2 separate regions of the Homo sapiens genome follow, and region 1 is linked to region 2. Evidence: chromatin loops called from intact Hi-C (ENCODE). Cell type or tissue: mammary epithelial cell. All regions are shown on one strand. Each heading gives the region's core, and the rest is flanking DNA. Links, peaks and the distances in the headings are about the cores only. Region 1 holds the start of CRYM (crystallin mu). Region 2 has its middle 22 kb from the start of ZP2.

Region 1 (12,211 bases), core at 1,859-9,858, 89 kb after region 2:
ATAACCTTCAACTTCCTAAACTAAATGTGTAATTCTAATTGGTTGTCTTACTTGATAATTTGTTGCCCTGGTAATAGTGTGATAATTGATATTTTTAAAATTTTTTTTTTTTTCCGAGACAGTCTCGCTTTGTCGCCCAGGCTGGAATGCAGCGGTGTGATCTCAGCTCACTGCAACCTCTGCTTCCTGGGTTCAAGCGATTCTCATGCCTCAGCCTCCCGAGTAGCTGGGATTACAGGTATGTGCCACCATACTTGGCTAATTTTTTTTTTTTTTTTTGGTAAAGATGGGGTTTCGCCATGTTGGCCAGGCTGGTCTCGAACTCCTGACCTCAAGTGATCCACCTGCCTCGGCCTCCAAAAGTGCTGGGATTACAGGTGTAAGCCACTGCACCCAGCCGATTTTTAATCATATGTTTATAAGATTTATTAAACAGCATTAGTGGCACTTCAATCTTTTCTCCTAAGCATGCAGGTTATTAAGTACACGTATATGAATCTGCTGGGTTTCTCATTTAAAGAGTCTGAAAGTCTGTTTCATTTGCATTTGCCAAGGCCTTGCATGGTCTGGCCCTCCTATCTCTAAAGCTGTCTCTCATACCACCATGCCATGTTCCCCTGCACTTCCTGTCTTCCAGCCATACTGGCTTCCTTGCAGCTTCCCAAGCTCATGTACTTCCTTCAACCACAGGGCCTTTGCATGAATTAATTCCTTGCCATACGATGCTAGGCTGCTTTGTCCCCTCTCCCCCTCACAAGTAACTGATTATCCTTCAATCTCAGCTCAAATATCCCCTACAGAGACACAGCCACAGGCTAGATCAAGACATACTGCTTTACACTCTTACAGCACTTGTCAGCGTTGTAGTTTCATATTTATTGGTGTGAATTTTTTTTTTTTTTTTGGAGACTGAGTCTCACTCGTTGTCCAGGCTGGAGTGCAGTGGTGTGATCTTGGCTCACTGTAACCTCCGCCTCCAGGATTCAAGCAATTCCCTTGCCTCAGCCTCCCAAGTAGCTGGGATTACAGGCACCTGCCACCATGCCCAGCTAATTTTTTTTTTTTTTTTTTTTTTTTTTTTTTTAGTACAGATGGGGTTTTTCCATGTTGGTCAGGCTGGTCTTGAACTCCTGACCTCAGGTAATCTGCCTGCCTCAGCCTCCCAAAGTGCTGGGATTGCAGGCGTGAGCCACTGCGCCCAGCCTATTGATGTGATCTTTGGACTATATCTTGCCTCCCCCACTGGACCCTGTACTACATGAGGGCAAGTACTGTATCTGGTTTTGCTTACCCCATGCTGAGCGCAGAACCTTGCATTTGGTGGACACTCAAATATTTGTTGAATAAATGTATGTTAGTGCTAAACCCTAATATATACTATCACCTTGAGAAAACATATCAGAGGCTTCAATGAAGCTTATGTGAGACCCAAGCACAAAAAATGTATTATGTTCATCAGACCCTAGAGCTCCGTATACTTATTCTCCCCAACAAGAGCCCTAAATAGAAGAGAAATGATGGACAAGAAAATATTCTACTCTCAAGGCAACAAGTAAAATAGACCCTTTGTTCCTTATTGAAACAGTTCATCTGAGCCCCTGGAAATAAAGCTGTGAAGTTTCAGCCTAAACTTTGAAGTGTCTAAACTTTGAAGTGTCAACCCAAGGCTTCTTGATTCTTCTGGGAGCACAGATTTTTATTAATGCAACAAAGCAGTGTTATTGCAGGCTGGGTCTACAAAAGTGTGGTTTCCAGACCTGGTTGATCCTCACTCTGTGATTTTGATTCAGTAGGCATGGGAATTTGAGTTTTTAAAAACTTCCCTAGCTAATGCTGCTGCATAGCTTGCTTCTGTTGGAAACTTCTTATCTGGGACAAGACCATGTGGCCTCAAAAGGACCCGCAGGAACCTGGTTGTATGACTTCAGGAAACCCAAGTTTCTATTCTTTTATGCGTAAAATGAGGCCATTAATACTTTCTCTGCCTTCCTCACAGAAACTCGTAGTCCAGACAAGGGGCTGGAAATGAGTTTGAAAAAGACTAAAGCTCTTTGCAAATGACAGTAATACAAGATTCATTCTGTTCCCAAATTACCAGCAAACATAGCAAGGAGTCCTTGATTACTTCAGTTGAGTCAGGTCTGGATATAACTAAAAACCAGTTCATTGAGGTGGGTGCTGTTGGTCTACTCCCTTCGCATACAATTACCAGATTAATCCTCCCATTCTTCCCTCCCCAGCAGGTATCTAGAAAACCTCGACATGCAACCTGAACACCTGGTCTTTGCTGCTGCAACTTTCCCTGGGTTACCACGTTTCCTTTATAATAACTTAGGAAAACCAGTGTCCCAAGACCTTGTACTTCCACATTTAATGTGAAAGACTCCAGACTCCAATCGTTCCCACAGACACCCTGTTTCCTAAGCCTCATCCTCTTAACTCTAACTTTTAAAAATGCTGTTTTTCTTATAGGATGCCTTGACATTGCTTGGGAACATCATCACCCCCATTGCTTACTGTTCCCTCTGCCTGGAGTGCCCCTCCGTGTTTTTGCATGGTTCGCTAACTCACTGCTTTCAGCTTTGACTCAAATGTCACCTTCTCAGGGAGGCCTTTCTTGGATAATGTAAAATGTGACAGCTTCTCCAATACTCTCACTTCTGCTTTATCTTCACCTAACATGTTATGTGGCTTTTTGGATTATTGTTGGTTTTATTTTTTAGCAAATTCTAAGCACGCTATTAATCATTTATTAATATGTACTAATTATTTAATTACATATTATTTATTACTATTTAACACATTATTAAACTCAACAGATGTTTTTGTTTGTTTTGTTTTGTTTCCTTTTTGTTTTGTTTTTTAAGACACTCACTCTTTTGCCCAGGCTAGAGTGCAGTGGCTCGATCTGGGCTCATTGCAACCTCTGCCTCCTGAGTTCAAACGTTTCTCCTGCCTCACTCTCCCGGGTAGCTGAGATTATAGGCGCCCACCACCACGACCAGCTAATTTTTGTGTTTTTACAAGAGACGAGGTTTCACCATGTTGACCAGGCTGGTCTCCAACTCCTGAGCTCAAGTGATACGCCTGCCTCAGCCTCCCAAAATGTTGGGATTACAGGCGTGAGCCACTGTACCCAGCCTGTGTTTTCCTTTTTATTGGTATTGTCTACCTCCCCTGTGTGTGCCCCTCTGTTTTTCTCACTGCCATTTCCCTAACATTTAGAACAGTGCCTGACACATGATAGAAGCCCAGTCAATACTTGTCGAATGAATACAGGGATCTGGCTTGGATATGTTCAGTTCACTCAGCCTCTTGTGTAGTACTAGCTTTGGTCTATGGGACAATTATACTGTCTTACCAGGGGCAATGTGGTACAGGGACAAGAAGCCAGTCCTGGAAGCCAGAGAGGTCAAGTATTAAATTCTTACTCTAGCACTTATTAGCTGTGTGATCCTGGGCAATTCACAGAAGCTCTCTGAGCCATATTCCTTGACCTGGAAGGTGGAGAGAATTTCTCATTTCGATTCTTCAAGACTGATGGGAAGATTGAGAATTATGCACATAAGGTACTTGAAATCTGGTCATGCACACTAATTGGTAGCTAATAATTTCGTGAATTACTGATATATCTGACATCTGGAGTTCCAGCTATGTCCAACAGGAAACCAAAATAAGTTCCCCACTTCTCCTTTAGTCTCTCAAGATTGAGACACCAGACCCCACTTGACAGCTCACCTTAATGGTACAGCCAGCCATTCATCTTACCTTGGTGGCAATGGCAGAAACTGCAGCTGTTCTCTTTGCAGTTATGACATTTCCATCCATGACCTTGGAGGAAAAGAGAGACAGTGAGCAAGGGGAACCCCTGTCCACTGCATAAATTAGAAGAAACAGTTCTAAAATATTAGCTTAGGAAGTTTTATAGCATCCTACAAACAGCATGGGTTTGGCGTCAGACCTGGATCCGATTCCTCCACTTACGAGATATGCAACTTTGAACAAACACTTTAATCTTTAAGCACTGGTTTCCTCACCTGTAAAAAAGATAATGCCAGCCATTCAGAGGGTTATTGTGAGGATTAAATGCACTGGCATATCTGGAAACATCTAGCACATGGTGAGCCCTCAAGAACTGCCCATTTTCTTTTCTTGCCCTAGGATTCTCAAAACACCAAATTAAGAAGGAACTAGAGAGAGAAGGTTGCCAATTGACATCTGGACAACGGCCATGAAACTCTTAGTGGCTCTCCGTTCCTGCTGCACATGTGGAAAGCTTCGTGAAGATGCTCAGATACCACCCTTAGATTAACCCAGTCTGTATCTCTTCCAGGAGTGAGACCCAGACAGCCCAGGTGATTCCGATACACAGCGAAGGTTGAAAATTATGCCTCGCTAGTAAAAACCATCCTCTGCACTCCTCTCCCTGTTATTCATCTCAGCTGATCATCAAAAAATAGGCATCATCAACCTCATTTTACAGATGAGGAAGTGAATCACGAAGTCACTGAGCAGATTCAGCTGTCATCTAGTTTCAAAGCCTTGGGTTCTACCCCCCTAGGGAACCGCTGTTGGCAGGTAGTATGAATGCCATCTCGGTTGGATGAGTGTAAGTTGGGGAAAGCTAGATATTCTCAAAGGAGTGTTAAACGGCCAGATTATTTGGCGATCCAGAAATTCAGGGGAAAAGGAGGGACATTGTAAGACCCAGCTTGGAGCGCACAGACCTTAAGAGTTAACTGTCACACCTGGGAGTGATTCTTGAGTCTTTCACTAACCAGATGTGTGACCTCAAGCAAAGTGACTCTACTAACCTGAGCCTCAAGGACCTCAACAGAAATTGGGGGGAAGGGGAGTTAATAAAAACACCCATAGAGGAATTTTGCAGAATTGAATGTGATCAGCGTCTCCTTCTTGGCACATAAGTGCCCAATATGTAGCAGTTAAAATGGCGGTGGTCTTAGAAGAGTCTGGACCTATGGACCGTGGACTTAGACTGAGCAGCTCTGAAGTCCAACCATGCTAATTGTTGGTTACATAAACCTCGGTAAGTTGAACATAGTTGCTCTGACTCGGTTTCCTCATCTATAAAGTGGGAGTAATCATATTACCCATATCATAGAATAGTTTTAAGTATTAAGAGGATTAATAAATGTGAAATGTTTAGAAAAGTGCCTGATGCATTATAAAAAGTACTCCATAAACACAAGCTACTGCTACCTTTTGAAACTATGATTAGATATTAAAACAGGTCACACCGTATACCCCTCTGAAGACTCCCAGGGATTATAGAACACCCCTTCTTTTCCATGTCGACAAGGATTCAGTAAGTAAGTCTTCCCTTGGCTAATGGGTTCATTCAAGCTGCGTATTTGGGGCAACTGAGTATAGGACAAGGACATATGCAAGAATGACAACAAGATTATTATTTCCACACTGTCACATGCTTGAGGCAGCAGTGGGCGCTGGTGCCGTGTTATGCATCCTCAGGCAGTCCTAGAAATAGATACATGGACACAGATAACCTTCACTGTTGCTGGTATCCAGTCACTTGCAGAGGGGCACGCGTAGTCACAATCAAGACTCCCCCTGCTGCGGAGAACTTACTTTTGAGCTTCAATCTGGGCCCAGGGGCCCCATTCCACCCCGGGACAGGAAGTTGCTCACCGCCAGCAGGGTGCCATTGCTGGGCTCAAAGAGTAGCACAGTAGCCTGGTGGGAAGGGACGACCGAGGTGATGCCGCGGTCCTCGTAGAAGGTGACCAACTTGGTGGTCAGTGCATCCTCTGCAGCACTGTAGGCGGGCATGACCCCCAGGTAGCTACAAGGAGAGAGGGAGCAGCTTCAGCCCCTTCCCATCAATGCTGGGGTCTCTTAGAAAGTATCCATATACTTTCCTTTTTCTTTCCTTCCTCACCACCCCACTGGCCCTCTTCCAGCCCCCGCATCCCTCTGCCCTTCCCTTAGACACTATGCACAGTATGTTCAGAAGTCTGGCTCTGGATCAGAAAACCTTTCCAGCTCTGCCACTTAGTAGCTGTGTAAGCTTAGGTAAGTCACTTAACCTCTCTGAGTCTCAGTTTTCCACCAATCAAATGGTGGTATCAATACCTCCCTAGGTGGAGAGTGTGCTGAAATAAACAAGGTAACACCTGTAAAACGCCCACTTAGCACACCGGGTAGCGCCTATTAAAAGTGGCAGCTGTTAGCAACGGTTAGGCAAGCCGTCTCTTCCCTTCTCCCACCCCTCCTCTTCCTGCTCCTCCTTTCCCCGCTTTCCAGTTTCTCCTGCCCCTGACCCCGACCCTCCTCACTCACCCCCTGTGCTTGGTCACCGGCACCACGGTGCGCACGGGCTGCATGACCCCTCCTTCGGGACCGCTGGAGAAGTTGGCCAGGGCCGTCTCTAGAGGCGGGATGAGGAGGCTGGAGCTGCGGAGGTGTTCCTCCACCTCGGCCGCGCTCAGGAACGCTGGTACCCGGCTCATCTCGCCACCTGTGCCTTCTAACCTCAGTCTCCGCACCGCGATCCACGTACCCTCGGCTGTGCCCTTTATGAGCGCGCCCGCTGCTCTGTGGAGCCGCCTGCTGGTCACAGCCCAGCCTCCGGGGGCGGAGCAACCCCGCCCCGCCCCGCCAGCCCTCTCCTCCCCCTTCGCCCACCTCGACCCCTAAGGGTGGGCGAGATGGGTCCCTTCCAGCAACGGATTCCCCAAGATGGACATCGCGGTGGCGTGCTGGGAGTCAATATTGTTTGGTCCACTTTCTCAGTTCCTGTAATCAGCTGTAGCCACATTCCTTGACTTTTGCTTCCTACATAACCCCTCCCTATTAACTCGCTTTTTGCTGCTGTCTAGGTCACCGTGCCTGGGAAAGAATGGACAGGGAAAACGCTAACGGGGCTCCTTTATTTATTAAATTACTGCCTACTGCTAGGAGATAAAAGGAGACGGAGGCTTATTTAATTTTTTTTTCCTTTTAATTCTGTCCCCGTCTAGAGTCTCTTATCCTAGTCTTCCTCCCCCCTGTACCCCCAGATGTCTGGCCTTTGATTGCTAAGAACGCACAGTTTTCTCACAGGCTAACTAACCTAACAAACCTTCGCCTTTAAAGGGGGGAAGTTTGCAGGGCAAGGTGTAATCTTTTCCATCTCACAAAAAGCCAAATTGCAGGATCTTTTCTTCCAGGAGTTTTTACCTGAGATGGGGAAATAAAATCGGAAAGGAATGATGTAAAGCTTAAGGCAATAAATCCTAGTCATCAAATCAGTGATAGGAAAAGTAAGTTAATTCAAAGAAAAGAGAGATGATTTTGACCTGGAGTGGTTAGATAAGGGCTTCATGAAAGAGTGGGGAGAAACCAAGGTCTGAAATAATAATAGTGACGACAACAATGATAACATCAGGTTATTGATCTTTACTATGTACCAGATACTGCACCATGCACTTTATGTATATTATCTCATTTAATTATACAACAACCTCTAAGGTAGGGAGGTGTTGTTATTAGTTTTACTGTCCATTGGAGGCTCTGAGAAGGGAAGAAATTTAGTTCAAGGTCATCCACCAAGTCAGCAGAGGAGCTGGCTTTGCCCATGGTTGGACTTCAGAATTATATTCCTAATCATTAAGCTACTTTGGCAGAAAGAGAGGAAGAGGGCATTACAGGCCAAGTAAAGCCCTGAGGTGGAAGGCATGTTGAATAGCTCTGGGAACAGTGAGTTGCCAGATGTGTTAGGCTGGAATAAGGTGCTGAGGTCTAGGAGCATCAGAAGATAAAACTGAGAACGATTCTTGGAGTCAGGCAGCTGAGAATGGTGATTCCTAGGAAAGAAATTACATGCTCCAAGAGAGTAAGCATTTAGAAAGATGGGTCTTCTGCCAATGCAAAGGATGGAACAGATGAGCGAGAGCAGAGCCTGGGAGAAGGTCAAGAGGCAGGACTGCTGAAGTTGTGCTTTGTGGTATTTTGGTTGGAAGCTACATAGGGCATTTTGTAGGAAATGGTCACATCATGATAAAAGACAGTGGATGAGTAAGTGTCAAAATCAGTACCAATGAAATGAGAAATTGTACATAATGTGTTTAGCAACAGTGCTTGGCACAGAGTAGCCATGTAATAAGTGAACACTGAGAGAGAAAGAGAGAGAGAGAGAAGACACTGGTGGTTGGGAAAAGCTGATTTCAATGACACAATTTTGTTTCTTCGGTTCACCATCCCTAGAAATTTATGCCCAGAGCCGCTGGGCTTATAGAAATGTTTCTGGCCCATCACGTGTGCTGTTAGCATTAATATTACATCACATTTATTGGGTTTAGAAAGCACAGACATATAGCCCTGGCATGATAGTTCACGCCTGTAATCCTAGCACTTTGGGAGGCCCAAGTGGGTGGATTACCTGAGGTGAGGAGTTCGAGACCAGCCTGGCCAACATGGTAAAATCTTCTCTCTACTAAAAATACAAAAATTAGCTGGGTGTGGTGGCGGGTGCCTGTAATCCCAGCTACCCAGGAGGCTGAGGCAGGAGAATTGCTGGAACCCGGGAGATGGAGGCTGCAATGAGCCAAGATTGCACCACTGCACTCCAGCCTGTGTGACACAGTAAGACTTTTTTGGCCCTTTGTTTTTGTGAATGTGAACTAAAAATAAAATCCTATGCCCCCCACCTACTGAATGAACCCCCTCTGGGCCAAGCAGACCCCAGAAAAACCTTAAAGACTTAGTTTCCAGCCATGATGGGATGGCAAATCAGATATGCCTCATTACATCCTCTCCCTTTTAGAGTTTAGACACAACTGAGCAGCCTTAATGTTAATACAGAGATCACAAGACTGACAGAACAGACTCTTTGTGGCAATACGATAACAAATTATAAACAGGATCTAAGGCCATGCCAGGAAGGGTTAAGTCACGCACCCTTACACTTAAAGAAAAAAGCTATGTTCTAACTGCCACAGAGTTTTTGTTTTCTCCAGCAGCTAAACAAGCACTGGCTTGAAGATAAGCAATATTTTTGTTTTTGTTTTCCCCAGCCCTGCTCAGAGAAGATAGGGAACATGGCTTGGGCACAGTGGCTCACACCTGTAATCCCAGCACTTTGGGAGGCCAAGGCGGGCGGATCATGTGAGGTCAGGAGTTTGAGACCAGCCTGGCCAACGTGATGAAACCCCATCTCTACAAAAAGTACAAAAATTAGCCAGGTGTGGTAGCATGTGCCTGTAATCCCAGCTACTCAGGAGGCTGAGGCAGGAGAATTGCTTGAACCAGGGAGGTGGAGGTTGCAGTGAGCCGAGATCGTGCCACTGCACTCCAGCCTGGACAACAGAGTGATTCTCTCTCTCTCTCACTCTCTCTCTCTCTCTCTCTCTCTCTGTATATATATATATACACAAACATATATGTATATACATATATACGTATCTATGTATCTATATAGATATGTATATGTATCTATGTATCTATATAGATATGTATATATGTGCATATATATATATATAAATTTTTTTTTTGAAACAAAGTCCCTCTCTGTCACCCAGACTGGAGTGCAGTGGCATGATCTCAAGTGATTCTCCTGCCTCAGCCTCTCAGGTAGCTGGGATTACAGGTGCATGCCACCACCCCCGGCTAATTTTTGTACTTTCAGTAGAGATGGGGTTTTGTCATGTTGGCCAGGCTGGTCTCGGTCTCGAACTCCTGACCTGAGATGATCCACCCGCCTTGGCCTCCCAAAGTGCTGGGATTACAGGCATGAGCCACCGTGCCCGGCTGAAGATATGCAATATTAAAACAATTACAACTCATCCAAATCACAGATATTGACTAACCGACCCCTTGTTCCACCAGCCATAACTACAGCTTGATTGGACAAGAGACTGATTTCAGTAACTTTCTCCTGATAAGACTACCGACTATAGGATGGTTCTGGCTGACTTACAGAGGTTGCACACTTGCATGCCTTCATGTCCTGAAAAGACCTTTTGACGTATCAGGCTGAATTGTAATACATTTAAATGCTGCAACCACCCCAAAATGAACATGAGTTGTATGTAACATGCATGTTTGTTAAATACACATGCATCAGGACCACTTTCATGAATATTCATAGCTTCTTCTCTCACCTGTTGAATATGTATATTTAGCCAACCTGTTGAGCATAAAGCTCCTACCCCAACCCTCCTCCTTCAAAGTGCCTGTCTCTGATCTTGGCCAAGGCATGTGATATGGTTTGGCTCCATGTCCACACCCAAATCTCTTCTTATAGCTCCCATAATTCCCACATCTTGTGGGAGGGACCCAGTGGGAGATGACTGAATCATGGAGGCGGGTCTTTCCCCTGCGGTTCTGATGATAGTGAATGAGTCTCACGAGATCTGATGGTTTTAAAAATGGGAGTTGCCCTGCACAAGCTCTCTCTTTGCTATTGCCCTCCATGTAAGATGTGACTTGTTCCTCCTTGCCTTCCACTATGATTGTGAGGCCTCCCCAGCCATGTGGAACTGTAAATCCAATAAGCCTCTTTCTTCTGTAAATTGCCCAGTCTCAGGCATGTGTTTATAGACAGCATGAAAACGGAATAATACAGCGTGCTTCCCAGCATAGGATCCCACCTTGCAGGCTGTAACCTCGTATAAGAAAGTCTCTTCTTGTCTAAATTTATAAATTGTGTGGTTTTTTTTTTAAAGTTAACAAGGAGAAAAAAAGCAAAACCAAATACTCATCAACTAAAAGAGATATGAAATAAGAAAGCCAGATATTTATTTGCTTCCATAGTAAATTCAGGAATTTAGCCCCGATTAAATAGAAATCTTATTTCTGACTCCCACATTACTAGAAAGTTTATTAATCTTCTTTAAGTCATGATTATAATAGTAATTTCATTATTTTAACAATGACAAAATAAGAAACCTCAATAATAGGAATTCACTCCAGTGAATCCTGTAGAAACAGGACAACTCTGCAAATCATCTCAAATCATCTTCCTGATAAAGCTTTGGTTCACATCACCCAGGTCCTCAGTAAAGTAGCACTGAGAAAACTAGTCTTGGTTGCATCACTTCTTTTGAGACCAGAGGCACAGAGAACTAATTGTCCCAAGCCTCCAATAATAAGTATTATTAATAAGTAGCATATTAAATATTAGGTGTTATTGAGGTTTATTTTATTATTATTAAAATAATGAAATTATTATTATAATTATGACTTAACAGAAAGAAGATTAATAAACTTTTTAGTAATGCAGGGGTCAGTATTGAGAAAGCTGGTGTAAATCTCTTTTCCCCGCCCTTCCCTGAGACCTTGTCCTGGGACAAGCCTGGGGGCCATGTAAGCTCCTGTGCCTGAGCCTCTGGAAGTTCCCTGCTAACCCCTAACAGACCCTGCGGAGGAGGTGGTTACTTACATCCCCCTAGACTTCTGCCACTACCACAGTGAAGATGGCAGCAGGGTAGAGCTGTACCATAGTGAGGTACTCACCTATGGCACAAAATGTACGGGATTCACTCAGTAGTCATGATAAATATTAAACTAAAACATCTAAATGCAATATTTAAAATAAAAATCAATGCCAAAAAATCCACAGTGAACAGAGTACAAAAATTTTCAACAAAGACGGCTCAGGATTACTGACTTTTCCTTTTGCTGTAGATGCCAATACAGCTCCTCACGAAATTTTATCTTTACATTTTATTTTAAAATGTAAAAATATTGTATAAAAGTCTTTATTTTGACTATTGAGTTGGCTTCACCTTGAATGCTGCAGCCAAGGCGCGTGTCTCATTCCCCTTATCCCTAACCTCTGTCGTCCTAGAGTTGGGGGACTGAGCGGTGGGCCAGGACAAGCAACGGATGAAGTATCTCGGAAGCCGGAGAAGGGTGGTCTGGGGCTCTTGGGAGCATGCGCGGGGTGGGGCGGTGGGGGGACTGAGGTGGCGCTCCCGGCTCCTCCGCGCGCCCCCGGCACCTTCCGCGCGTCCCCGGCTCCCCACACTCCGTCCCCGGCTCCCCACACTCCCACCCCGGTCTGCCCCGGGCGCCCCCGGTTCCCCACCTCCTGGTGTGCCTCTGGCGGGTCCGCGCAGGATCAGGCTACAGACTCGCCCGCGGGCGGCTGCGCGGCGGGCCGTTGGGGAGGGTGTTGGGATGAGGAGCCCCAACCAGATGGACGCGCACCCCGCAGCGGCGGAGGCGGCGGCGAGGCTTGAGCAGTGAGTGC
Region 2 (12,211 bases), core at 1,311-9,310:
CAAAAAATAACAGATGCTGGCGAGTTTGTGGAGAAAAGGGAATGCTTACACATTGCTGGTGGGAAAGTAAATTAGTTCAGTCACTGTGGAAAGCACTATCACAATAGCAAAAATGGAATCAAAAAATGTCCGTCAATGGTGGATAAAGAAAATGTGGTGCCATATACATCACAGAATACTACACAGTTATAAAAACGAATGAGATTGTGTCCTTTGCAGCAACATGGATACAGCTAGAAGCCATTATCCTAAGTGAACTAATGCAGGAACAGAAAACCAAACACCATATGTTCTCACATATAAGTGGGAGCTAAACATTGGGTACATATGGAAATAAAGATGGGACCAACAGACATTGGGGCCTACATGGAGGTGGAGGGTGGGAGGAGAGTGAAGATAAAAAAAACTATTGGGTACTATGCTTATTACCTGAATGATAATCTGTACACCAAACCCCTGTGACATGCAATTTACCCATGTAACAAACCTCCACATGTACTCCTGGAACTAAAATGAAAGTTAAAAAAAAAAAGCAGACAATAGTTTGTAAATTATTTTCTTTAGAAACTGAATGGGACAAGTTATGGGAAGGTGAGGGGCAGAACTGCACTGCAAACAAAGGTAGTCTTATTATGCAGATTAAGTCTTTTAGGTAATCTCTCAGAATTACTCTCGGCAAAATAGATGAAAAGCCCGAGCATGGTGACAACTTTTAGTCTCTTCTGCAGTGGTTAATTTTTTCTGGTTATTTTGGATGCTAATCCACCACGTTGACTTCTGATTAACCCCAGTCCCATGAATGCCTCCTGATTCCTACTTCACTGTTCCTAGTGTAAGAACATGTTGACCTTGATGTCATCACACAAATTATAGGCTATGATACATTCAGCATTCTTGCCTGTCCTGAAGGGTTGCCTTTAATTGGCTTGCTGGAGCAAGCATACCCTTTCCCTATGGTATATGCGTAGCCCTGGTGTGGGGAGTAACAGTGCAGAGAGCTACCTGTCCTGCCACCACCTAAGACCACACTTGTGTCTGTAAGTTCCTTCAATGAATCACCCAAAGTCAACACAATGGATCTGTCTGCCTCCTTCTTTGGTTCCTCGGCTCCCTCAGCATTTGGGAATCACTTTGCATATTCACAGAAATTAAGACAATTGCATTTCTTTTGGAAGAAATTTTCCTCGGTCAGATAAGGGAACTTCCAGAGAAAGCCTGATATGGTTAGGCTGCGTCCCCACCCAAATCTCATCTTGAATTATAGTTCCCATAATCACCATGTGTTGTGGGTGGGACCAGGTGGATATAATTGAATCATGGGGGGTGGTTTCTCGCATCCTGTTCTCCTGATAGTGAGTCAGTTCTCATGAGATTTGATGGTTTTACAAGGGACTTCCCCCTTCACTGGGCACTCATTCTCTCCTGCCGCCCTATGAAGAGGTGCCTTCCGCCTTGATTGTAAGTTTCCTGAGGCCTCCCCAGCCATGTGGAACTGTGAGTCAGTTAAACCTCTTCCTTTATAAACTACCCAGTGCCAGATATTTCTTCACAGCAGCCTGAGAACAGACTAATACAGAGCCCCTCCCTGCACTCAAGATGGCAGAAACAAGAGAAGGTTAGAAAATCCTTGGTTCTGAAGCAGTTTCTAAGGCCTTTCATTTTCCTTTAACTCAGAAGTGCTCTGCATGCCAAAGTAACAGACTTTGGGGTATCCTTGTCTGTGTCTCAATGGGGGCTGTGTGAAAATTCAACCCCTGCTTTGCTCATATTAAGTCAGATATGCCTCTTGGATACTAAGAGGATGTGTCAAGTAGACAGCTGGCTTAGAGGGTACGTTTGGGCTGGGGAGTATTTTTGGTGCTGAGAGCTTTACACAGCCTTCATTTGGGATGCTCTCCCAGAGAGTAGCCAGGAGATCATTTCATAGCATAGTTCTGATCACATAAACACCTTACTCCAACCTCTGCCAAGGGCAAAGTGCTTTCCCACAGCACTTAGAAGTGCTAACTCTTTCCCCTCATGGATCAATCCATGATCAAAGACCAATCCCAGCTGGGCACAATGATTTACACCTGTAATCATAGCACTTTGGGAGGCCGAGGCAGGTGGATCACCTGAGGTCAGGAGTTTGAGACCTGGCCAACACAGTGAATCCCCGTCTCTGCTAAAAATACAAAAATTAGCTGGGCATGGTGGCACATGCCTATAATCCCAGCTACCCGGAAGGCTGAGGCAGGAGAATCGCTGGAACCTGGGAGGCGAAGGCTACACTGAGCCAAGATCACGCCACTGCACTCCAGCCTGGGTGACAGAGGGAGACTCCCTCTCAAAAAAAAAAAAAAAGATCAATCCAAGCTTCTGCTTCCTGCTACTTCTTTATATGCCATCGGCCTCTGGATATGAGAGAGAAAACTAAAGTTCAAAGGACTCACCCAATTCAGCTAAGAAATGTGACATCTAAATCAAGGCTGTGCAGTGAGGTTATTCATTCAGGTTCTGTTCTTTACATGGTCTGGGCCTAACCTTCACCGATCAAATGAAGTGAAATAAGGTGCAGAACCCTAGCACAGTGGCTGACACCAAACAAGCCCATCAAGAATAATTGTCAAGGACGAGGCTCAGTGGCTCGTGCCTGTCATCTCAGCACTTTGGGAGGCCAAGGCGAGAGAATCACTTCAGCCCAGGAGTTCAAGAGCAGCCTGGGCAACATAATGAAACCTCGCCTCTACAAAAATGAAAAAATTAGCTGGGGATAGTGTTACATGCCTGTGGTCCCAGCTACTGAGGGACTTAGGCAGGAGGATCACTTGAGCCCAAGAGGTCAAGGCTGCAGTGAGCTACGATGGCACCACTGCACTCCACACTGGGGAACAATGAGACCTTGTCTCCAAAAAAAAAAACAAAGAAAAGTTGTCAAAATGCATGGCTACATGAGTCATTTAAAACTGAGTGAAACAGGAAGATGTAAAAGACCTGTTGTTAACCAAGCTGTGGAGGACCGTTAAGGACTTCGGGCTAAGGTCCTTACAAAGATATCCTTAGCCTTTTAGACACACAGCTCAATGTGTGGCCGATTGGAAAGGTAATTAATCCCCAGAGCATAAAAACGATGACTTTTTTACAGTTATAATGTTAATTTATCAGTATGTCCAGGTTTCTTGTTTGTTTATTTTTGAGCATTCGCCATGTGCTGGATGCTATTTTTTTTTTTTTTGAGACAGGGTCTCATTCTGTCACCCAAGCTGGAGTGCAGTGACATGATCATAGCTCACTGCAGCCTCGACCTCCCAGGCTCAGATAATCCTCCCACCTTAGCCTCCCGAGTAGCTGGGACCACTGGTGCCCACCATCATACTCAGCTAATTTTTGTATTTTTTGTAGAGACAGGGTTTCACCATGTTGCCCAGGTTGGTTTTGAGCTCCTGAGCTCAAGTGATCCTCCCGCCTCAGCCTCCTAAAGTGCTAGGATTACAGGCGTGAGCCACTGCGCCTGGCTGCGGGGGGCTATTTTAAGCCCAATACACAGCAATACATGTTTCCAGTGCGTCCTCACTACCTCCCATTTTAGAGATAAGGAAACCGAAAGATTGACAAGTTAAATTGCCTAAGGGCCCATAGAATTAGAAGTGGGATTCTAACTGCAGTTTGTCTAACTGCAAAAGACATCCTAGGCTGGGTGCAGTGGCTCATGCCTGTAATCCCAGCACTTTGGGAGACTGAGGCGGGTGGATCACCTGAGGTCAGGAGTTCAAGACCAGCCTGGCCAACATAGTGAAACCCTGTCTCCACTAAAAATACAAATATTGTTAGCTGGACATGCTGGCGGGCACCCGTAATCCCAGCTACTCGGGAGGTTGAGGCAAGAGGGTTCGCTTGAACCCAGGAGGCAAAGGTTGCAGTGAGTCAAGATCATGCCATTGCACTCCGGCCTGGATGACAAAGTGAGACCCCGTCTCAAAAATAAAACTAACTAACTAAATAAATAAATCTAGATCAGCAGTTCTCAGTTGGGAGTGATTGTTCCCCGCCCCCGCCCCCCGCCCCAACCCTCAACCAGCACCCCCAGGGGACATTTGGCAATGCCTGGAGGCATTTTTTTTGTTTGAGACAGGGTCTTGCTTGGTCGCCCAAACTGGAGTGCAGTGTCAACCACAGCTCTCTTGACCTCCCAAGCTCAAATGATGCTCCTGTCTCAGCCTCCTGCATAGCAGGAACTACAGATGTGTGGCGCCATGCCTAGCTTTTTTTTTTTTTTTTTTTTTTTTTCAGTAGAGATGGGGTCTCACTGTGTTGCCAGGGCTGGTATCAAACTCCTGGGCTCAAGTGATTCTCCTGCCTTGGCGTCCCAAAGTGCTAGAGGCATTTTTTGTTATCACGATATGCGTGCCTGTGTTGGGTGCTGCTGGCATGTAATGAGTAGGGGCCAAGGATGCTGCTCAACATTTTACCAAGCCCAGGACAGGCCTCCACAACCAAGAATTATCTGGGCCCAAATGTCAACAGTGCCAGTCTTGACAAACCCTAACCTCAACAAATAATAAGAATTAAGAGAATTAGGCCAAGCAAGAGCACAGCTGGTGGAGAGGGGGTCAAAATTGACCAGGTCTGCCCCAGAGTGACCAGTGGCAATCGTGGCATCATGGAAACACACAAGTTCACAGTTGTGAAATGGTTCAGGTTGTCAAAGAGTTTTCGTATCAGTTACCATCCTTACCTTTCATAACAGTCCAGAGACGTTATTCTGCTCTCATTCCCATCCCCTACTCTTCAGCTGATGGAAGAGGAAAGCAGGGTTAATGGATGAGTCACCTGTGGAAGTTCTCAGAGTCAGCAAATGACTAAGCCACAGAACCCGGTTATCGGCCTCCTAGCCCACGTGCAGATCCTTTCCTCCCCCTTCTGCTGCCTTTTTTGTTAAAGCAGAAGTGACAACGACGAAACGTTCGGAAGATGGACTACAGTGTCCCATGGCAGTTGGGAGTCAGCCATCCAGGGGGTCCATACACTGCAGAGGGCATGCTCCGTGTATGGACCTCCAGGCTGGAGAGGACATGCTCCGTGTATGGGCCTCCAGCAGCACACATTGTTTGTTCATGTTTCCAAAACTCAGGAGGAGACTCAAGCCCCAGCCACATGCTCTAGGAGTCTCTATGCCCCTGTTAGGAGCTCCCGTGCTGGAGTTTCAATCCCCAGCTGGAAACCTTAGAAAAACCATCAGAAGGAAACGCAACTGTTTCCTAATGAAAGCGTTTCATCTCTGAGCCAGTAGAGGGAGCGCACATCCAGGCCATCCGAAGCTGGCTCAGCCGAGACTTCAATAGCACCGAGGGCTGGAAGAAGCATTCAACGCGCGATCCTTGAACTTGAATGAGCCTATGCATAGGAGCCTGTTAAAAGCCAAATTCGCGGGCGGATCACGAGGTCAGGAGATCCAGACCATCCTGGCTAACACAGTGAAACCCCGTCTCTACTAACAATACAAAAAAAAAAAATTAGCCGGGTGTGGTGGCGGGCGCCTGTAGTACCAGCTACACGGGAGGCTGAGGCAGGAGAATGGCGTGAACCCGGGAGGCGGAGCTTGTAGTGAGCTGAGATCGCGCCACTGCACTCCAGCCTGGGCGACAGGTGACAGAGCAAGACTCCGTCTCAAAAGAAAAAAAAAAAAAAAAAAAAGGCCAGATTCTGGCCGGGTGCGGTGGCTCACACTTGTAATCCCAGCTACTCAGGAGGCTGAGGCAGGAGACTTGCTTGAACCGGGGAGGCGGAGGTTGCAGTGAGCCAAGATTGCGCCATTGCACTCCAGCCTGGGTGACGAGAGTGAGACTCTGTCAATAAATAAATAAATAAGGCAGATTCTGAGTCTGTAGGTCTGCATCAGGACCTGAGTTCCTGCATTGCTTATCAGCCACCAGATGAAGCCTTCCACCGGCCACACCTTGAGTAGCAAGGTAATAGATAACTTCTCCCACCCTCTCCCATAGATGGTGGACCTGAGGCCCAGGGAGTTTAGACTGCTTACTAGAGGCCAAACAGAAAGACTGCAGTGCTGGGGCTAGAACCCATGACTCCTACAGCTGGTGCTCACTTCATAGCATCTTCCCTGCCCCTCTGACCCTGAAACAGGATTCAGGGAAGAGGATCCCTAAGTGTGGGTGAGGAGTAAGAGACTATACTATCTGCTTTGAATCAAGCTTCTTTATACTCTATTTTTGGTCAAGTTACTTCCCTTGCAGAAGTACCAATAGAAATTCAAAGATGAACACAAGCAGACTCCAATTCTTTTGGGCCTGAGGGAGCCAAAGTAAAATAGATTTGTTAGTGAAGTCCCTCTTATTTTTGGTTAGTACAAATTTGGCAAGTCATCCAAAGAAAAGCTTACATATAACTTGGTATGTTTTTATGAATGCAAATTATAGCCATAGACTTTCTCCTAAGAATGAAGTTTCTTAGCTTGAATCAGTTTAGATGAAAAATGCCTCCCTTAAAAAATAAGAGCTCCTAAACTCTCACTAAACATGAAATGCAGAGGCAAGTGGTTCTAGGGTTGATTTGGGGAACACAATGAAGTTATCAAGGATTTAGGCTTTCCATTTTTTCGCTCCATCGTTCTCAGGGTGTCTTTAGGGTTATTTCCTCATAGTTACAACATGGCTGCCATAGCTCCGGGAATCACATCACATAATCATATCCAAAAGCAGGTAGAAAAGGGGTTAGCTGCACATACCTTTTTTTAAATAAGGAAAAAGAAGCCCCCTCTCAACTTCCCCTTAAATCTCATTGAACAGAACTGTATTACATGCTCACCTCTAAACAGAAGGGAAATGGGACGTTATCTTGGCTATCTCATGCCAAGCAGGATTGTCCCCCAGGGTGTGCTGTGCAAACAAAGTCCAGGTTCTCTTAGCAAGGAAGAAGGGGATGAGGTGGGAAGGAAAAAGAAAGGGCAAGAAAATCCCTTTTAATTAAGCCCTACACTATCTGCCCCAGTACACTTGTGTTTTCGCTGTATTTATTCACAAAGTAAGGGTCTTCATGTGCTGTGTGAGCAAAGGTCAGGACCAAGGAGGATTTAGTTAAATCTGGAATCTCAGTCAGGGGTTCATACTCTTGAGATAAGGAAAAGTAACCAATGCTGCCTAACAGCCCAGCACCCACACTGCAGTCCCTAGACTTAGCAGATGGAACTTGCTATAATGAGGACCATATGTATTCATTTGCTAAGGCTGCCATAGAAAGTACCACAAACTGGGTGGCTTACACAACAGACATTTATTTTCTCACAATCCTGGAAGCTGGGAGTCTAAGATCAAGATGCCAAGCAGGCTTGGTTTCTCCTTGGCCTGTAGAGAGCTGTCTTCTCCCTGTGTCTTCTGCCTGTGTCTGAATTTCCTCTTCTTATAAGGATAGCAATCCTATTGGACTAGGGCTCATCCTATTAACTCATGTTAATGCAATTACCTCTTTTTTTTTTTTTTTTTTTTTTTAGGCAGAGTCTCACTCTGTTGCCCAGACTGGGGTGCAGTGGCGTGATCTTGGCTCACTGCAACCTCCATCTCCCAGGTTCAAGTGATTCTCCTGCCTCAGCCTCCTGAGTAGCTGGGACTACAGGCCTGCACCACCATGCCCGGCTAGTTTTTTTTTTTTTTTTTTTTTTTAGTAGAGACAGGGTTTCACCACGTTGGCCAGGCTGGTCTCGAACTCCTGACCTCAGGTGATCCACTCACCTCAGCCTCCCAAAGTGCTGGGATTACAGGCGTGAGCTGCTGCACTTAGCCACAATTATCTCTTTAAAGACCCTTCCTCCAGCCATATTTTGAGATTCTGATGTTGGGACTTCAACATATCGATTTGCGGGTCACACAATTCAGTCCTCCAATTCAGCGAGCATACTTCTATTTCCTCTGCAAGTCTGATGTGCACCTTGCTTTAAAAGAGATACGATTATCATGCTTCTCATCCTAATTTTCAAAGGGCTTTCTATCATGTGTGAATCTCAGGTTCCAGTGAATGCCTTCTTCGTGTCTGTGGATGTCATCATATGAGGGTATTTTTTGACCTGTTTCTGTGACGTATTCATAGAGTTCCTGTAATCGAACAGTCATGGATCAGCATTCAGAATATATAAAGAAACCCTAAAAATCAATAGGAAAAGGACTTTTAAAATCTAGTATAAATTAAACAAAGGCTATAAACAGACAATTCAGAGGAAGGGACTGCTTCCTGCTGTGCAGATGGTCATCTTGCGGTATCCTCACATGGCCGAGAGCAGAGAGAGGAAGCTCACTCTCCTTTCTCTTCCTTTAAGGGCACTTATCCCCTTTATGAGGGCACCATCCTCATGACTTAATTAATTCCCAAAGCCCCACCTCCAAATATATCACACTGGGGGTAAGGACTTCAAAAACATATACACTGGGGGTAAGAACTTCATGTGAACTTGTTGTGGGGGGACACAATTGAGCCCACAACACCGAGAATAAGCCTGAGCACACACCTTGTGCCACAGGCTGCATGTTCTACCTTTCCGCAACCCCTGTGCTGCCCACGATGAGACAGCTTCCCACTCAACACATCATCACTTTCAAACCAGAAGCAATGTTGTGCTGTGGATTTTCTGGTTATTGACACAGTGGTGGGCACTATCAGAGGTAATTCACATCTTTGCATCCAATGGGAGAGAAACTAAATTCCCTGTTGACTTAAAAGGGAGAAACTGAGGCAGAATTAAAAGTAGAGAGTTTTTTGGGGCCAAGTTTGAGGATTGCAACCCCGGAGCATGGATTCAAGTTGACATGAGTTATAGACTCCTATTAGCAGCATTTACAAGTGGATTTCTAAAGGCAAAAAAGGGGGGACAGGGAGTGAGCTGATGCACAGTTCTTTGTCAGGAATTCTCATTGTTTTTCAGAAATAACATTGATGTGTGATTGGCTATACATTGTTAAGCTATAGGGTGTGGTTATATGTCTGGTGCAGCATTATTAGGTTAACTTAAAGCTACTTGTGGCAATAGTAAGCAGTTTCAAGAGATGGATACTTAGCTCAAGGGAGGAGTAGGATGTGATGACTGTCTCATCTTTTTTCCTTTTTTTTTTTCTTTTGAGATGGAGTCTCACTCTGTTGCCAGGCTGGAGTGCAGTGACATGATCTTGGCTCACTGCAACCTCTGCCTCCCAGGTTCAAGCAATTCTCCTGTCTCAGCCTCCTGAGTAGCTGGGACTACAGGTGTGCGCCACCATGCCCAGCTAATTTTTGTATTTTTAGTAGAGACAGGGTTTCACCATGTTGTCAGGATGGTCTCGATCTCTTGACCTCGTGATCTGCCCACCTTGGCCTCCCGAAGTGTTGGGATTACAGGTGTGACCCACGGCACCCAGCTGACTATCTCATCTTACTGTCTCTGGCCCTGATAGTTTAGAAGGACTTATATTTCTCAGATCAAAGTTCTTTTCTTTTCTCACCCCTGTCTCAGGACCTGTATTCTCAGCAATGCCTCTTCTTTCAACTACGATACATCACTGTTTGGAAATGGAACTAGTTGCAACTTAAGTGCCAAGTTCCTGAAGCTATAAACTGCTCCCCATGCTTTTAGATCCTATGTGCAAGCAACAGTGTGTGTTTGTAATGTGTTGTCTGTGATGAAGTGTGGTAGGCTCTGCCTTCACTAGCACAGTGATTTCTATCCAGGGATATGTGTCAGAGTCATCTGAGGAGCATGGATTAGTTTTCTTTCACTGCTTAGACAAATTATTACAAGTTTAGTGGGTTAAAACAACATAGATTTATTCTGCTACAATTCTGAAGGTCAGAAGTTTGAAATCACTTTCACTGGACTAAAGCCAAGGTGTCGGTGGAGCTGGTTCCTTCTGGAGGATCTAGGGGAGGATCCATTTCCTTGCATTTTCCAGCCTCTAGTGTTCCCCTGTATCCCATGGCTTATAGCCCTTTCTCCATCTCAAAGTGCATCACTCCAACCTCTGCTTCCATCATTGTACTGCTTTCTCCCCATAGTCAAAACTCCCTCTTACAAGCACACATGCAGTTATATGTATGGCCTACCTGGATAATTTAGATAATTTCCCCATCTCACCGTTTTACCTTAATTATGACTGCAAAGTCCCTTTTGCCATATTAGGGAAAATTCACAAGTCCCAGAGGTTAGCACGTGAATATCTTTGGGGCCATGATTTAGCCTCCTATAGAGCCTAAACATGCTTAGACTCCACTCCCTAAAGATTCTAGTTTAGTAGATGGTGTCTAAGTTTTTGTTTTTTGTTTTGTTTTGAAATGGAGTCTACCTCTGTCGTCCAGGCTGGAGTGCAGTGGCATAATCTTGGCTAACTACAACTTCCACCTCCTGGGTTCGTGATTCTCCTGCCTCAACCTCCCAAATAGCTGGGATTACAGGCACCTGCCACCATGCCCACCTAATTTTTTGTATTTTTAGTAGAAACGGTGTTTCACCATGTTGACCAGGCTGGTCTCAAACTCCTGACCTCAGGTGATCCGCCTGCCTCAGCCTCCCAAAGTGCTGGGATTACAGGAGTGAGCCACCATGCCCAGCTGATAGTGTCTAGTTTTGTAGGTGGTGTCTCCCTAAAGATTTTAGTTTGGTAGATGGTGTCTAGGCCAGAGGTCTGTACAATCAGGTGTACATTCTACCACATATGCACTTGATTACATATGCCTTGGTATATAGCACACAGACTTATTCAAGTCACAGTTATTGTCCATAATGTTATCTGAGTTTTTATTTAGAGTTAGAACAGTGCTATTTTCTTGATGTTGAGATACTCCAATGCTGACTGGGCAGTGCCTACATCAATACAACGGTTATCTTGTTGAACCCTCACACGCTTCCAAATTAGGTTGTGTTCCCTTTTTACAGATGCGGAAGCAGGCTCAGAGATTGTTCTATCTGCCCGAGGCCACACAGCCAGGGAGACGTAGATCCCGAACCCAAACCCAACTCTTGCTCTAGAGCCTGCGCATCCCACAGAACTTCCTAATGCAGAACAGGGCAGGGGAAAGTAGTACATTACATTACAGGTGCCTTCCCAGGGCACACAAGTCTGTTTTCAACTCCTGCAACCTCCACCATCAATCAGAACTGCTCAAACTATTAGAACCCCAAAGCTCCATCATTCTACTCTTGACACCTGTATGACAATTACAGCCCATCACTACGTGATAAAGGAGATTGCAAGCACACTAACGTGGTTGAAGCAGCAGTCTCTCAGGATTTAAGCTCGACTCTCTTCCCACACAGTTCCTGTCTGAGGAGGCTGCCTCCCCCATATATAGTAGGATGCCTACTTTCAGAAGGCAAGAACACGACTTTAGTCAACTGCTCCCAGGCTACCATGGCAACAAGTGTTCATCCCGGCAGCTGCTCCACACCAGCTTGGCTTTCCACTCTCAAAGTTCTGCTTTAGCATTTTTGGCAAACACATCAGAACCAAGTCACGCTGTGGGCTGCCTTGAGACCCAGGGGACTTTGATTCCCAATATGACTCTATACAAGTGGACCAACTTGCAGCTGAGAGGCTCTAGCTCTGAAATCAAGGGGCTGTGACATCCTGGACAAGCTTCTTTAGGGCTCAAGTTGCTCATCTGTAAAATGTGCACTTTTAAGCCATGTTTTTCAAGTTGTGGGTAGTGACTCAGTATTTTAATTTCCTATTGTTGCTGTAACAAGTTTGTTTCATGCCGTTAAGCTATCTCACAATTCTGGAGGTCAGAAGTCTAAAGTGGTACAGCAGAGCTGTACTCTTTCTAGAGGCTCTATGGGAAGATATTTTCTTGTTCCCCTACTAGAGGCGGCCTGTGTTTTCTGTGACTCTCTATCATTCCAATTTCTGCTTCCATTGATACATCCTATTCTGACCTTGTTTTTATTTTGAGACAGAGTTTCACTCTTCTTGCTCAGGCTGGAGTGCAATGTCGCAATCTCGGCTCACTGCAACCTCCAACTCCCGAGTTCAAGCAATTCTCCTGCCTCAGCCTCCCATGTATCTGGGATTACAGGCGCCCGCCACCATGCCCGGCTAATTTTTTGTATTTTTAGTAGAGATGGTGTTTCACCATGTTGGCCAGGCTGGTCTCGCACTCCTGACCTCAGGTGATCCACATGCCTCAGCCTCCCAAAGTGCTGGGATCACCGGCATGAGCCACCGTGCCCTGCTGACCTTCTTGTTTTATAGGGACACTT

The links. A loop is a pair of places that touch in the nucleus more often than their neighbours do. Peaks named below come from ENCODE experiments on the same cell type or tissue, not always from the same donor. Only the 100,000 strongest peaks of a DNase experiment are listed, where the experiment ranks them.
Region 1: a loop joins it to region 2, with 11 times the contacts of the local background. A loop is called at or near these places in 38 of 110 quality-filtered maps.

What each region holds. Positions count from the first base shown.
Region 1 is chr16:21,271,764-21,283,974 of GRCh38, forward strand. It overlaps CRYM (crystallin mu), which reads right to left and starts at 6,527. Exons shown (of 8, transcript NM_001376256.1): 1 at 6,319-6,527; 2 at 5,668-5,821; 3 at 3,769-3,831. The coding sequence starts at 6,488. RefSeq lists an enhancer at 6,319-6,528. In mammary epithelial cell, for the core only: a CTCF peak has its summit at 6,588 (motif pointing left); no DNase peak of the experiment used is centred there; H3K4me3 peaks cover 740 bases; H3K27me3 peaks cover 815 bases.
Region 2 is chr16:21,183,584-21,195,794 of GRCh38, forward strand. No RefSeq gene overlaps it. Among named protein-coding and RNA genes, the nearest start is that of ZP2, 22 kb to the right of the region's middle. RefSeq lists enhancers at 5,388-5,477, 5,528-5,597, 11,422-11,571. In mammary epithelial cell, for the core only: a CTCF peak has its summit at 5,265 (motif pointing right); DNase peaks (open chromatin) are centred at 1,408, 4,808 and 5,288; H3K4me3 peaks cover 323 bases; H3K27ac peaks cover 581 bases.